2 separate regions of the Homo sapiens genome follow, and region 1 is linked to region 2. Evidence: read pairs that join two places in POLR2A ChIA-PET (ENCODE). Cell type or tissue: CD4-positive, alpha-beta T cell. All regions are shown on one strand.

What was found. ChIA-PET counts read pairs that join two places held together with the same protein. Peaks named below come from ENCODE experiments on the same cell type or tissue, not always from the same donor. Only the 100,000 strongest peaks of a DNase experiment are listed, where the experiment ranks them.
Region 1: POLR2A ChIA-PET joins it to region 2 with 5 read pairs; 12 of 35 experiments call an interaction of 5 or more read pairs at or near these places.

The regions. Positions count from the first base shown.
Region 1 is chr14:61,435,991-61,438,490 of GRCh38, reverse strand. All of the region lies in intron 2 of PRKCH (protein kinase C eta), which reads right to left. Among named protein-coding and RNA genes, the nearest start is that of PRKCH-AS2, 110 kb to the left of the region's middle. In CD4-positive, alpha-beta T cell, no CTCF peak of the experiment used is centred here; no DNase peak of the experiment used is centred here; H3K27ac peaks cover 1,622 bases.
Region 2 is chr14:61,333,474-61,335,973 of GRCh38, reverse strand. All of the region lies in intron 1 of PRKCH (protein kinase C eta), which reads right to left. Among named protein-coding and RNA genes, the nearest start is that of PRKCH-AS1, 12 kb to the right of the region's middle. In CD4-positive, alpha-beta T cell, no CTCF peak of the experiment used is centred here; DNase peaks (open chromatin) are centred at 753 and 1,543; H3K4me3 peaks cover 2,323 bases; H3K27ac peaks cover 2,500 bases.

The sequences.
Region 1 (2,500 bases), 100 kb before region 2:
ACCTGGGGCAAAAGCGTGGATCACAGCTCCTCATTTTTAAAATGATTGTAAGCAAATTAAATCAGAGAAAATTTCTGGCATGGCACTTTTTAGTTTCCAGAATTACTGGCGTAAAATGCACAGCGAATATAACTTTGATTCAGTGTAACATACGATTGAACTCAAGTTTAATTTGCCTAATATCAAAAGCACTGTGGTTTACTGTGGCTTATCTTTAAGGGGGCTACACTGAGAAAACAGAACAGCCTTCTATATGACGACAGACAAGAGAGTTTGGTGGTTGAGGCTGTGGAATCTGGAGCCTGGGGTGTGCAGACGGCTTCTTCCCTTATAAGCTCGGTGGCCCTGGGCAAGTTGTTTAACATCCAATGCTTCAGTTTCCTCATCTATAGAACATAAAGGATATGTTCCTCATAGGGCCATTTGAGGACTTGATAAGTTAATAAGCACAGCATAATTAGAGAAGTACCCGACAGGTAGTAACTTACCTAGTGTAACTGTGAAAACCCTTACTTCACACTACCCTAGAGTTCTAGGAATAGAAAGGATTTTTTTTTTTAAGAGACAGGGTCTTGCTGTGTTGCTAGGCTGGTCTCAAACTCACGGGCTCAAGTGATCCTCCTGCCTCGGCCTCCCAAACTGCTGGGATTACAGGTGTGAGCCATTGCACCTGGTCGATAGAAAGGATTTTTTAATTCAACTGTCTATTGTCTAGAAGAAGAATGAATACCTAGGAAATTGGGGCCTAGAGAAGTTAATGTACCCCGAGACACATTTAGCTAGCTTGTGCTAGAACTGACACTAAAATCTTCCACACACCCTGCACTGTGCCCTTTATTAACACCAGGTCTCCTGGTATCCCTAGAAAGTAATAAATTTTCTAGTGAGGAAACAGAAACTAACAGGAAGGTTAAGTGAGGTCAAGCAGCCAATGACAGAAGTGAGGACACCAGACTCCGTTGACTATTGTTGAACTACTGGATATACTATCAAATGTCTTTTTTCTTCTTCCTGAGATAATTTGTTTTATCATTTGTACACGTGGGAGAAAACAACTGTGAGAAAAACAAACAGAAAAACCTTAGAGTTAACCAAAAGCTACTAGTCAAGAAAGAACCAGAAAATATTATTGGTTTATATCTGCAAAATATATCCCGGGAAGGTAATGAGGTAAGGTAGCAACAGAATTTTGCTTAACATCATCAAAAACACTGAATAAGAACTACTTGCATAAAGAATGATGCATAAAAATGTAAACACAGATGATGATGATCTCTGAGACAGTAACGACACAAACAGAGATTAGGACGCGTGATAAACAAATGCCTAACTTAACTAAACGGCTATTTACAACTGGAAATACAACGGTATTTTACAATCCTGGTTTTATATACTTGAAAATGTAAACATTTAAATGGGTATTTACAACAAGCACACCCCACCAGTGGGTGACAGTGACACGGGCACTGAGCGAATAAATCACAGGAGTTGCAGATATAGTCCTGTAACTAATTAAGGAAGACTTCCATGTTAGTAGTCTTTGGAAAAGAGGAAGGAGAACTTGGTGAATTAGAGCAGGGAGAAGGTACCAGGAATTTTGTGCCAGCACCTGTGACAAAGACTGCAACAAAAGGTTTTGGTATTTAAAAATGGCAGCAAGGCCGGGTGTGGCGGCTCATGCCTGTAATCCCAGCACTTTGGAAGGCTGAGGCGGGCAGATGACCTGAGGTCAGGAGTTCAAGACCGTCTGGCCAACATGGTGAAACCCCATCTCTATTAAAAATACAAAAATTAGCCAGGCCTGGTGGCGGGCACCTGTAATCCCAGCTACTCAGGAGGCTGAGGCAGGAGGATTGCTTGAACCTGGGAGGCAGAGGTTGCTGTGAGCTGAGATCACGCCATTATACTCCAACCTGGGCGACAGAGTGAGACTCCACCTCAAAAAAATAAGTTGAAAATAAATGGCAGCAAAAGCCCCCTCAATGGCACTAGCAGTACAGAATCCTCTGTGTTTTTTGAAAACAGCTTAACTATGTACTCATAGTTATTTCCAAACTCAGATAAAGTGGTTGGACTCACTGTATTAGACCCGGATCTCACTGTGGAGACCCAAATCAACAGCTGCTACACATGTTTCTCAGGGCTTTGGTTCCCTCTGAGGAATCTCAGCCCACACAAACACCAACCATCCTGCAAACTAAATGGGATGGCAAAAGAAGGAGAGGAAAATAATTTGTTACTAGACTGACTCTCTTGAGTAGGACCTACGGCTCATAGCATCCACGCAAGCTGAGCCCATGCTCACTCATCACTCCAGCCTCCTCTGCCAGCAGAACAGTGATTAGAACAGAACGTTGCATGTGAGCATCTGCAACAGGGCCAAAGTTCCATCCAGAACCATGAGAAAAGCCTCTTGCCACATCAGGATGGGAGGAGAGTCCTGACCTCCCATTTTCCACTCATCATCATCTTTCCTTTTTCATGTCTGTGATCTGTGCAA
Region 2 (2,500 bases):
CCTGCTAATGAGAGGCAGAATGAATAGCTGAACCCCAATCTGGCTGACACCCAACCATCACACTATGATGCACTGATAATTATGGTAGTTGTCCAATAAATACTCCTCAAAGCCTGTATTTGTGTATCATTAGTCCATAATTATAGATTCTGCATCCTAATTCATGTGACTTAGGCAAATGTTAATGTGTCTTCTTTAAACAGACCAAATAAATGTTGAAGGGATGGTCAGAAATATTCAGGGAGATGCCAAAATAGGCATTATCTAAAACTATTCAAAATAGGCAAAATTATCCAGAGTTAGTTCACAAAATTATAATCCAAAAAGTAAATGAGCTTTCAGAATTAAGCAAGAATCAATTATATCTAGTTTTGGCAGATGGGGGGGTTGTGGTTTTTTTTATTTTTATTTTTTACAATGGCTGAGGTTTTATTTCCTTTATGATTACTGTTAGTATGTTTATTAATTCTCAGCCATAAATGTATAGTTTTGTAACAAATAAAAACAAGTTGGGGCCCTATCAGTTATACCACTACAATGCAATTATCCTGTCCATCTAAATTATTGAAACTTTCCATTAATATTTATGAGTCCATAGAAAACAAATACACTTTTCAGAAACTGAAAAATACGGAATAAACTTCAGAGTCTTTGTTTCCTTTCCCCATCCTCTCTTTAGAAAACATGTTACTGAAGGGGGTAGAGATAACTAGATGCTTCTATGATGTCATTTGAGGGCGCCAACAAGACTATACCCTACCCCACCCCTAAGAAACTTTCATACCACCACCCTCTTTTCTAAGAGGCAACCCTGTGGGTGTCTATCCTCAGCCAGTACGATTCTTTTCAGAAGGCCCTTGTCAAAAATATTCATTTCCTCAGGAAATTAAAAGCAACCAAAGCTTTGCCTGCCAAGATTACAAAAAATAAATAAATAAATAATTTTGTTAAAGATTAAAATAAAAAAAGCAACCAGGCTAGGAGTGGCGGCTCTTGCCTATAATCCCAGCATTTTGGGAGGCTGAAGCAAGATAACCTGAGCCCAGGAGTTCAAGACCAGCCTGGGTAACATGGCGAGCCCATATCTAAAAAAATTAAATAAATTAATTAATTAATTTAAAAAGCACCCAAAGCTAGCATTTCTCCAGTGCCTATCTTGTGCTGGGCATGTTTAATGTAGTTCATCTAATCTTCACACCAAGCCTATAAGGTAGCAAACATTAGCACCATTTTCCAAAAGAAAAAACTAATCATCAGAGATGGAGGGACTTGCTCATCGTTCACACTCCTAGGAAGCAACAGATCTGGGACAATGCCCCGAGCTTTCTGACACCAAGCCGACTCTCTTTCTGCCACCCTCCACTGTTTTTCCACCTGCCAAGCTTGTTCTCACGGTAGGGCCTTTGTTGCCTCTGCTTGGAATGCTCTTTCTCTAATCTTCACAGGGCTGTGTGCTTCTTGTCAGTCAGGCCTCAGCTGAATTGTCACCCGCTCTGTGCAGCAAGTCTGCTGCACAGTGCTTTACCTGTCCTTCGCAGACAGTGACCACTCCAGATAAAGCAGCCACCTTGTCACACTGAATCAAGTCACCCTGCTTTGATTCTCTACTTGGTACCTACCCAGCATTTGTCATTTTCTTCATCGTGCGTTTGCCTGCTTGTTATCCACCTCCCTGTGCTAGGGCGGCAGTGCTGGAGAGCCGAGATGCTGGGTCTTGCGTTCTCTGCCCTACCTGTAACACCTAGAACAGGCTCAGGCACAAGGTAGATACTTAATAAACACCTATGAATGACTGACTGGATGGCTACCCTGCTGCCTCCACCACACACTGAGGTGGAGTCGGGAAAGAATCTTGGCCTGAAGTCTAGAGAGCTGGATTCTCACTTTACCTTTAGCTAGGGGGCTGCTCTGTGGACAGTCTCCATTCAGCTCAGTTTCCACCAACATCGGGTTGTCTGTAAGATGCTGACTGAGTGAACTGGAATTCCAGAGAGGACCAAAAAATCTGCTGGGTCACGGGGACCCAGACCATGGGAGACTGGGGCTCAAAGGGTAAGAGGATCAGGCAGGCCTCACCAATCTCATCATTTTGTCTTAGACTAACACAGCAGAACACCATAATGCCCACTGCAGCTCAAAAAGAGGGTGAATGTTTTAAGAAAAAGCGTATGAAAAAGATGAATCCTATTTCTTTTTACAAGGGAAAAGTTTATATTAACAAAAGATACCAAGCCAGGGTCACTCAAACTGTCCTAGTTTTGTTTTTTTAAGTTTTCATCTACTGCAAACCTCAAACAAACTCTTTAAAAAAATAGAGGCTTTTGAAAACACCTAAATAACACAACCAAATAGGTCCTAAAATGGGTCATCATCTAGTATATTTCACCAGAAGCCATAAGTGAGAACACATTTTTAAGAACATCTTTTTCTCTAAAATTTATAGCTCCTAGCTCCTGTTTTCTACTAAGTAACTATTTTCTATAATTAATTGAAGTGAAAA